Regions from separate parts of the Homo sapiens genome. Here region 1 is linked to region 2. Evidence: chromatin loops called from intact Hi-C (ENCODE). Cell type or tissue: OCI-LY7. All regions are shown on one strand. Links, peaks and the distances in the headings refer to the core of each region. The heading gives the core; the rest is flanking DNA. Region 1 overlaps MRPS25 (mitochondrial ribosomal protein S25). Region 2 overlaps C3orf20 (chromosome 3 open reading frame 20).

Region 1 (5,373 bases), core at 163-5,162, 360 kb after region 2:
CCTACCTTAGCCTTAGCGGCCAAGAGGGATTGGGCCCTCTGTGGTCCACTGGACTTATTAATACCTTTAGTGGGAAACCCTGGCAGGACAGTCTTTACATCCACCCAGCAAGGCAGCTCCTTGGTGTGGAGGTAGGGAAGCCACACACATGTTTCTGGAGCAGAGCACAGTTAGGCTGCTGGAACATTCAGATGCCATTACAGACAGGCCTTAAATTGGCAAGCTTATTCTCTAAGGATACGTGCTATCAAGGGCAAAAACAAGCTCCAAAAGTTTCAGAAGTTAGAACATATTCATTATGTCATCTGACCTCTCATGTTCCAGGTGAAAATTCTGAGGTCCAAAGTCTGATGCATGACAGAACTCACTGGCAGGCAGATAGGGCCTCACTCCGTCACCCAGGCTGGAATGCAGTGGTACAGTCATGGCTCACTCCAGCCTCAACCTCCTGGGCTCAAGTGATCCTCCTGCCTCAGCCTCCTGAGTAACTGGGACCACAGCAGATGATACAGGTTTAGATGGTGCTGCCAGGTAGTGCCTCAAAGAGAAGAAAAGTGGTCACTTCAGAATAAGGCTGTGAACACTGCTTGTGCAAGTAAAATTAAGAACATGTTATCAATTATAAAATCCTCACATTTTCTCTAATTAATTTTCTCCCATTTCTGTATATTTTAAACCCATCTTTCATCACTACTAAACAAAATAGGGAAAGACAAAGGTTTAAAGAGAAACTATCCAGGATCAAGTAGCCTACAGGGAACAAAAAAAGAAAATAATGTTTATTTCCACAAATTATCTGCTGCCTGTGAAGCTGGCCACACAGGCAGTAACTGCACCACAGGACTGCTGCTGTCTCCACACGTCCTTTCAGGGTCTGGGCTGTCCACCTCACTGCCCATTGCTCCTGTGTCAAGCCTGAACTCAAACCCTAGTTATCTGTCCCATTAGGGACCAGACATTTATTCTGTCTAGAGAATGGTCACCACTCCTTTTGGTTCAGGACATTCCTGCTGGTTAGCAGCCTCTTTGGGCCCTAGAGGGAAGGAATACTCTCATAAGGCTTTGTGTGTCACTAGCTATGGAGACCTACACTGCAGATGAAAGCCAAAAGGAACTAGGTGCTTTCTGAAGAGCCCTTGCAGCCAAGTAGAACGCCCAGGCAGGTGGTATCAAGGTCAAGACTTCAGTCAGTTGGGTGGGGAACTGAAACCAGCAGACATGGGAGGGCTCTCTGTGGAGGAGAGCTTTTTCCACCCAGCCAAAATGCTGATAGCAGAGAGACAAGATGCTAGATTTCAATTAAACACTCCCTTTGTAAGTCTGTCACTCAAGGAACACCTGTCCATTATACATCAGTCTCTGCCCACCTTCCCCTCCCACCCCCGACAAGCCATCACCCCAAACCCAGATCTGGTACAGAATCAAACTTGAGCATCAAATGTAAAAGATCCAAATCTGCTCAATTTAATGTGATAATCTCCAACAGTTAATGAAACACATCGTAGTATGACATCATTTCACCAGCCAGCTACTTCATGTGGCAGAAAAGGTAACCTTTTCCCCATTTTACAGACAAAACCAGTTACAGACCTGGAAAGCTTTTAGGACTTGACCAAGGCCCCAGCAGGTAGAGGAATGAAAACTTCAGTCCTGCTCTGTCAAGCACCACTGTCCTTTTTTAATTCTTTTAACCACTGCCTTCCTGTCTCAGATAAAGTCAGGTCTCCTTGGCTGAGTTTCTAGGGGTCCGTGGTCCAACTGGTCCTTCACTTTATAATTAAACTTATTTAAAAAATTTTTTTTCTTGAGACAGTCTTGCTCTGTGGCCCAGGCTGGAGTGCAGTAGCGCACGATCATGATTCACTGCAGCCTTGATCTCGCAGGCTCGAGATCCTCCCACCTCAGCTTCCCAAATAGCTGGGACTACAGACGCGAAACACCACACCCATCTAATTTTTGTACTTTTTGTAGAGACAAGGTCTTGCCATGTTGCCCAGGCTGGTCTCGAACTCCTGGGCTCAACTATCCGCCCACATCAGCCTCCCAAAGTGCTGGGATTACAGGCATGAGCCACCACACCCAGCCTAGCTAAACCTATTCTTAAGGTGACCCTAGAAGGCTCTGCTGTCTTCTGGAGGCTGAAACCTCCACTTTAGCATAACTAAAGTGACAGTAACATCAGTGTCCTATGAGGAAAGAACAAGGAAGGTGCTCAGTAATGCAGCACTCCCTCCTCCAGAGCTTGGTAAGCAGGGCCTGAGGGAGCCAGCAGAGCCAGCTATAGACACCATCCCCCCAGCAGGGCCCCAATGTCTCCACTAGGTGGTGTCTCCTCATTTCCTCCATGGCCTACAAACCTCCCTGCTAATGCACACAGTGGCTGGGCCATGGGTTGGCAGTGGCTGACTGGTCAGCAGGTACGTGCCTGAGTGAGGCTGGCCTGTCAGCCACTGGGGCTCCTCCATCTCTGGCCCATGGCTAGGCCCCCCAGCAGGCAAGGGTAATCAACTGTACTTAAAAAAGTGAGCACTGCACGAAGGGTTGCCTTTGGATTTCTGAAAAATACCCCCAAGGAACTGAACGGAGGGGTGTACACACTGCCAACCACAGACAGTGCTAGCCAGACTCAACCACAGCAGCCCTTATGTTCTCCAGAGTAGAGCCCAGAGGAAGATTCAAAGCCAGCGGAGACCAGTAAAGGGTCGCAGGACCAAAACAGGTGTCAACAGGCTGTGGCCTTAACCTCTCAGGCCCAAAGCCTTTCTGCTACACAGGCCTTCCTCTTCACTAGGACCAGATACACGCCAAGCTGCTATTAGGAAGCGTTTTATTGACCAGCAGAGCAGGGATATTCATTTAGCAGCTCAGCTTCAGACCCTCCTCTCCCACATCCTTTTACACAGGTGTGTAAAGTCCTTTTAATGCAAAAGGATTTCCAGAGTCTCCAGGGACAGAACCAGGGGCTTCCCTGGGCCAAAGTAATCCCATTCCAATCTCCCCACTGGTCAGACACCATCACCCCAGCCCACAGTGACCGTGGGCCTTAGTCCTGGGCATCGGCTTTCAGAGCGGCTTTGTACTTCCCCCTCATCTCCTTGGGTAATGGCACCAGGCTGGGGCAGGGCACCTGCCCTTCCACTTCACAGATGCACTCCCGCAGGCAGTACTTTCGAGGGCCGAAGTTGGCTGGGTGAGAAAGCTGCTTTTTCTCCTCCTCCTCTTCCCTGAGGGTTTCCCTGCCAAAGAGCACAGACGGCAACCAAGCATTGGCAACTTTGAGTGGCAGGCACAGGGCAGTTTCTCAGCCGAGACAACCCCACCATCCACCAGGGACACCTGGATCTCCTGCCTTCTAACCTGATCCTCACTGTCAAAGCCTATCGCTGTCTCCCTGCTGGCCCCTGAGGAGAGCGCTGAAAGAAGGCCTGCTGTTGTCCCCTCACACCACAGCAGCAAGCCTACACAGTGCGGTCAGCCTATCTGCTGCCACAGGTGGAGCCCACAGCTCTCACATGCAATCACAAGATAAAGGAGCCTGAAAAGGCCTCTGTGTGGTTTCTCAAAGACAGACTTTTTCAGCTTCCGTCCCTTTCTGTCTCCTCTCATTCATGGAAAGAAAGACCTGTCACCAGGAGCCCTAGGGCTAGATGTCTGCTAGCTCCAAGCTGAGATTCCCAGGAGAGATGGGTTAGCAGCTGCACAGGGCCACAAGTCAGCTGCATTTCAGCTTCCCGTCCCCCGCAAGAGGGAGAGAGGTACTTCTCACACTGTACAGCCAAGGGAGATAAAGCTTACAGAGGTTTAATGATTTGGTAAAGAGCAACATCAGAAAGAACTGATTCTACAGCCCCAGCTCTTATTAGTGTCTGGCGTTCACTGTCAGAGAATCTTACCTCTCAACACCCTTCCCACACACCCCTTTCTTCCTCAAATTCTCTGGGCTGAGAAGTTTGTTCCTTCCAGGTCAAACCAAACAACTCACTCATTCTTCCCCAAGATTTTTCTGATGTGCTCCATGATCTCCTTATTGCTCTTGGTCTCCACATCCACCAGGACCTGCTCCCCAGAATCTGGAAACGGAAAGCACGGGGCAGAAGAGAAACAGAACTCACAGCGCACTCAGCCTCAAAAAGTTGTAATTTGGGACTTGCTTTTAGTGGCAGAAACATTTTAATAATAAAATAGATATACTTGTTTACATAATCTGTAATACTACCCTTCCTTTTTCCATTTTTCTTTAGACCTGAGCAAGCATAAACTTTAGATATGTAAAAAAACATGCCATTTTAATAGAAAGACATTCCATGTTCATGGATAGAAAGACCCAATATTCTTAAGACGGCAATTCTCCCCAGACTGATCTACAGATTAAATCAATCCCTATCAAAATCCCAAGCGGTGTTTCTGTAGAAACTTAGAAATTAAGCCTAAAATTCATATGGAAATGCAAAGGACCCAAAAGAGCCAAAACAATTCTAAAAAACGAGAAAATGGGAGAACGTTTACTTTCCAATTTCAAATTTACAATAAATTGAAATTACTATAATCAAGACAGTGTGGTACTAGTATAAGAATATGGCCGGGCGCGGTGGCTCAAACCTGTAATTCCAGCACTTTGGGAGGCTGAGGCAGGTGGATCATGAGGTCAGGAGTTCAAGACCAGCCTGGCCAACATAGTGAAACCCCATCTCTACTAAAAATACAAAAAATTAGCTGGGAGGCAGAACTGCTTGAACCCAGGAGGCAGAGGTTGCAGTGAGTGGAGATAGCACCACTGCACTCCAGTCTGGGCAACAGTGTGAGACTTTGTCTCGAAAAAAAAAAAGAATAGACACACACTGTAATGGAACAAAACTGAGTCCAGAAATAAACCCTTATTTGTAAGGTCAATTGCTTTTCAGCAAAGATACCAAGATAATTCAATGAAGAAAGATAATCGTTTCAACAAATGGCGCTGGGATAACTGGCTATCTATATGCTAAATAGGTGAATTTAGACTTTTACCCACAACATTAAAATTTTAAAAATTAAAACTCCAGGAGGCTGAGGCAGGAGAACAGCTTGAACCCTGGAGGCAGAGGTTGCAGTGAGCTGAGATCGTGCTACTGCACTCTAGCCTGGGCAACAGAGCGAGACTCAACCTCAAAAAAAAAATTAAAACTCAAAATGGATTTGAGACCTAAATGTAAGCACTCAAACTTAAAACTTCTAGAGGAGAACACAGGAGAAAATTGTCATGACCTTACCTAGGCAAGTATATTTTGGAGATGACATTAAAAAACATAATCCATAAAAGAAAAAAAACTCTATAAATTGAAAAATCAAAATTAAAAACTTTTACAGTTCAGGAGTCACCATAACCCACAGTCTGGG
Region 2 (5,373 bases), core at 245-5,244:
TCTTCCCACTCCCCCGCTGCCACCCTCCAGTCCCTGTCAACCACCATTCACTCTCTGCTTCTATGAGTTTGAGTTTGACTTTTTTAGATTCCTCATGTATGTGAGATCATACAGGATTTGTCTTTTTTTTCTGGCTTTTTTTTCATTCAGCATATAATGTACTCTAGGTTCACTTATGTTGTAGCAAATGGCAGGATTTCCTTTTTTTTTTTTTTTTTTTTTTTTGAGACGGAGTCTCGCTCTGTTGCCACGCTGGAGTGCAGTGGCACGATCTTGGCTCGCTGCAAGCTCCACCTCACAGGTTCACGCCATTCTCCTGCCTCAGCCTCCCGAGTAGCTGGGACAACAGGTGTGTGCCACAATGCTCGGCTCATTTTTGTATTTTTAGTAGAGACGGGGTTTCACCATGTTGGCCAGGATGGTCTCGATCTCTTGACCTTGTGATCCGTCTGCCTTGGCCTCCCAAAGTGTTGGGATTGCAGGCGTGAGCCACCACGCCCAGCCCAGGATTTCCTTTTTTAATAGCTGAATCATATTCGTGTGTGTGTGTGTGTGTGACATTTTCTTTATCCATTTATCCTTTGATGAACATTTAGGTTGTTTCCATGTCTTGGCTATGTGAATAATACTGCAATGAGCATAGGAGCGTAGATATCTCTTTGAAATACTGATTTCTTTTCTTTGGATAAATACCCAGAAGTGGAATTGCTGGATCATATGGTAGTTCCATTTTTAAATTTCAGAGGAACTCCATACTGTTTTCCATAATGGCAGCACCAATCTCCATTCCCACCAGCTGCATACAAGGGTTTCCTTTTCTCCACACTGTTGCCAGCACTTGTTAGCTTTTGTCATTTTGGTAATAGCCATTCTAACAGGTGTAACGTGGTATCTCATTGTGGTCTTGATTTGCATTTTTCTGATGATTACTGACATTGAGCTTTTTTGTCATATACCTATTGGCCATTTGTGTCTCTTCTTTTGAGAAATGGGTCCTTAATCCATTTTTAAATCAAGTTATTTGGTTTTTGCTCTGCAGTGTTTTATGTCTTAAGCTTGGTAAATACACAGGTGTTCATTTTGAATGCCTGAAAGTACTCACTGACAAGAGGTTTTATAGGAAGCGTAAAAAAATTCTATCTCCTAACTATTTGCTGTCACCTGTAGAGTCAGTCCCCATTTAGTCTCTCTCCCTGTCCACTGAGTCAGTAGCTTTGTCAGGCTCCCCTGATGGTCAGAGATTAAACATCTGCTAATACACACATACAGTGCAAATAAATTGCATAGAAAAATTGCAGATCTTGGGGAAAAAATGTAAGATTTCATGAAGTCAATGAAAGTGATGCTGGAGAGCTGCAGAATGCCCCTCCAATGCCCCTGATGCCTGATGCGGGGGAGCAGCACTAGCCGCCTGCCGCAGAAGGGAAAACCGAATACAGGATCATGACTCCATGGAGAGAAAATAAAAAGCAGTAAAGCTCTTCAATAATTTTGCAAAAGGAAAACATGAAGGGCCTTATGTTTTATTGCCATGATACAATCATTCAGGAAGAAAGAAACCATACTGCCTTGAAAAACCCAGCAGTCATTTTTATTTTCTTTGTAAGACTTAATGTGTTCTTAGAGTACCAACTAATTTTTTAAAATACAAGATAAAATGTTATTTTCATAAATTTTGGCTTCCTTTTCTAAGACAAAGTTGTGATAAAACACTCTTACCCACAGTGTTTACCATGAAATGAAGATCTCTGTTTTAGGGGAAGTTACACTGTGCCTGTTTTGTTTAGGATCAGCTAGGCTCTGAGACCACAGGTCCTCTAGTTGTGCTGTAATTATTTGTGCAGGTGGTGATCGCCAGACAGAGCTCTGCACCTTGCATTCTGTTTTGGGGCTTAAAGATCTCCCTCATTTGGGGGCACAGCTGCTAAGTAGTCTGTTGCACGTGCATGAGAGTCCCATGGCAGATGTCAGGGTAGCTCCAGCCCAACCCTCGGGCCTGACACCTGCCTGAGCCACTCCCACCTGAATACCATGTCTCCTCACTTTTAAAAGGAAAATGGTCCTCACCACTAACACTCCTTCTGATAAAGTGTTTCAGCATTCTTTCAGGATGAGGGAGGCACAGTGGCTTCTGGCATCCTCTGTGGGCTGCGATTCATCTAATGGAGGAGAATGGGAAGAGAGTTAAGCTGAGCTGGGGGCAGGGGGCCTTTTGGGTGATCTCTGCATCTTGCTGTCCTGCTGCACCAGCCGATTGCTGAGAGCGCCCCTCTCCATCACACTCCCTAGCAAGCATCCCTGTCTTGTTGGCACTTGCTGGTGCAGACGCTCCTCTCTTTAATTAAGCCTAGAGTTTCCAGACAAAAATCTAAGTAGCAAAACAAAAACGAAGGAGTGATCCATTTATTTTGGAAAAACACTCATTCATCCTAAAAGGACTTTACTTACATAGCACTCCTGGGGCATAAAAAAGAAGATTCAAACTCTGATGATTTGTTTTGCATGAATTATGTTTTTCGGGACCGTCCTCTTATGTGAGGTAGACCAAAGCTGTAACAGGTCTAGAGTTAACTTCTTTTAAAGTTGGGACCAGGCCGAGTGTGGCGGCTCATGACTGTAATCCCAGCACTTTGGGAGGCTGAGGCAGGAGGATTGCTTGAGGCCAGGAGTTCAAGACCAGCCTGGCCAACATGATGAAACCCTGTCTCTACTAAAAATACAAAAAAATTAGCCGGCCGTGATGGCACACATCTGTAGTCCCAGCTACTTGGGAGGCTGAGGCTGGAGAATCGCTTGAACCTGGGAAGCAGAGGTTGCAGTGAGCCGAGACTGTGCCACTGCACTCCAGCCTGGATGACAGAGTGAGACTGTCTCAAAAAAAAAAAAAAAAAGAAAAAAAAGAAAAGAAAAAGAAAAAAAGCTGTATCCAGAATATCCCCTGTGCTAAGTAGTCTTCCCTCCTGTCCTGATACCTACTAGCCCTGGCTTGTCACTGAAGAAAACCAGACTGCTCCTTTATTTTTAGTTGACGACAATATCATTAATAAAAATGCAAAAAAGAGGAAGCAATCCTGCCATCTTCATATAAGAGCTACTTTTCACCTTTGCAGTTTCCTTTGTGGTTCCTGTGCTCGTGTATGTATATATATATATTTAGAGTATTGCAATTTTTCTGTTTCTTAGTTTCTTTTACTTAACAGAGTACAGCTGTTTTCCAACATGGCTATATACTTTAAATAATTGTCATTTTGAGTGGGCATAGACTCCTTGTAATGTTCATGTTCCACATTTACCGAAATGCTTAGGTTTCCAGGCTTTTTGTTATTTGTATAATGTGCATTGTAATAGGCAACTTTATGCACCTGGCTTCTTATTTCTGTTGTATTTAGTTAACTTCACAGGGGAGGGATCATTGGAGCAGAGGTCTCAGTATATATATATAGCTCTTCTTCTGAAATCACACTTAATTTGGATTCTCTCTACACCAGCAGGGTTGATGGGTTTTATTCCTTCTTTACCATTACTGGCTATTGTTAGTTCTTTTCATTTCTACCAAGTTAGAAGGTCCTGAAAGTTGTCTTAATTTCAACTTCTGGATCACTAGCAGAGGTGATTACTTTTGTGTTTTATCATCCATTGTGGAATCTCTATAGTCTTTGTCCACTTAGGAGGTCAAATTTGCCATTTTCTTTTTGAATTTGAGTGAGCTGTGATGAGTGAATCACCTAAAATTTTCTAACAGTGGTTTCACGCCTAACCAGTGAAATGACTATATTTGGGGGAAGAATAAACAAATGATTTGGTGAGGTTTGTATAAGAATGAACAAGATTTTCCACTAGCCATAAGGGTGCTACATTTTAATTCTTAAGTGGTCAGATATCAAACGATTCTATAAAAGATGGTGTGATTCTGCAAGAGACTGATATATTATTGAAGAAGCATCTGATGTCTGTGGCTTAGATAAGGGGGAATAGATGGTTCTTAATTTCCTTCTTGCTGGCCCAAGGCTTATCCTCTTGACCTGGTGCAGCACTGATACCTGCCTTTGCCCTTGGAGTAATATCACTTTTCGTGCTTGCTTGCTGTTCCTTGTTCCGGTCCCCCTCTTGAGAGGGTTGGGGAGGAGAGGCACTGCAGAGGGGAACTGTAAAGATTTCCTCTAATTGCTCTGCCGGTGCATTGCAAAATCTTCTTCCAAGATCTAGGTGTTTTGTAACAATGCGGCACTTTACAGTATGTGACCCACCGTACTACTAGAACAAGAAATCCATGTTACATTTTTGGCTAATAAAATTAAAAGTAAACAGTTGAAAGAAGAATCTCTCTCTCTCCCACTCCAGAGTCCCTCGCAAACATGTCCGCCATTGGGGTGAACTCGCCTTACCAGCTGATCTACCACTCTTCCACAGCCTGTCTGAGCTTTTCTCTCTCTGCTGGAAAAGAAGCCAAGAAGAAAATAGGTAAAAATGGTTCCTCGTGGCCTACCATTCATTGGTGGTGGCGGTGGGGTGGGGGATAGGTTTCCGTCTACCCTGTGTAGGTTGGTGGGATGGTTTGATTTGGTCTTCTGATTAGAAGGATACATAGCGGCTCTGCCTGGAGATCCAGCAGCTGTCCACACAGATTTGCTCATGGAAAGGTTGTCACAGTCCAGCCCTATCACTGCATAGCACAGGCTCATCATTTCAGCTTGCTCATGCCCTACATTCCCAGCGATGTGGCGTCCCTCCTCTGGGACAACATCCCACCAAACCCATCTCTTCTATCCCTACAGTATCCCAAACTCACGCCTCTGCTCAGACAGCTCTGTCCAGTCACACAGCAAGTGGGGGAACTAGTATCTGAAGAGAGGTATTTGGATACCAAACCTGGTAGACCTCAGTTGCACTTCCCAAATTGGGCAAGTTTTTATGGGCAGGAAACAAAGACATAGGAGATACTCCTATTCTACTGAGGAAGACACACACAGGAGAGGCTTCAGGAAGAGAACAGGTGGCAGACAAAGACAACCAATGTGACAATACCTGCTCAGGAAGAAGCTCAGAGGAGAGACAGGCTGGGGCTGCAGACAACAGGACAAGGTCTGGCAGAACTCCCAGGCCCACCCTGCTAGCCATGACAGCTGGGTTGTGGGGACAGGGTAGGTAGGAGAGGACCACGTTCCTGAAGGTGGTGGGAGGGTGGATGGCAGGCAGGAATGCTCAGGCTGTCCAGATGACTCCCACAGACACTGGAGGTAAGGCTGGAAGCCAAGGAGCTTGGATTTCCTCCGTGCCCCAGCCCCTGGCTGGCTGTTTGACCCGCCTTCCTCAGCCCTCACCTCCATGTTGGTAAAAGGGGGATGGTCATCATGGGCGTGCCTTGTATTTCAT

What was found. Peaks named below come from ENCODE experiments on the same cell type or tissue, not always from the same donor. Only the 100,000 strongest peaks of a DNase experiment are listed, where the experiment ranks them.
Region 1: it touches region 2 in a loop (2.3-fold over the local background); 1 of 110 quality-filtered maps calls a loop at or near these places.

What each region holds. Positions count from the first base shown.
Region 1 is chr3:15,049,398-15,054,770 of GRCh38, forward strand. MRPS25 (mitochondrial ribosomal protein S25) reads right to left here. Exons shown (of 4, transcript NM_022497.5): 3 at 3,983-4,070; 4 at 1-3,236. The coding sequence ends at 3,044. Among named protein-coding and RNA genes, the nearest start is that of MRPS25, 13 kb to the right of the region's middle. RefSeq lists an enhancer at 1,036-1,115. In OCI-LY7, for the core only: CTCF peaks have their summits at 2,322 (motif pointing right) and 2,524; DNase peaks (open chromatin) are centred at 1,184, 2,314 and 3,704; H3K4me3 peaks cover 2,159 bases; H3K27ac peaks cover 4,775 bases.
Region 2 is chr3:14,685,656-14,691,028 of GRCh38, forward strand. C3orf20 (chromosome 3 open reading frame 20) reads left to right here. Exons shown (of 17, transcript NM_032137.5): 5 at 4,342-4,461. Among named protein-coding and RNA genes, the nearest start is that of C3orf20, 13 kb to the left of the region's middle. RefSeq lists enhancers at 823-972, 3,146-3,205. In OCI-LY7, for the core only: a CTCF peak has its summit at 2,314; DNase peaks (open chromatin) are centred at 876, 1,896, 3,096 and 3,986; H3K4me3 peaks cover 4,086 bases; H3K27ac peaks cover 4,865 bases.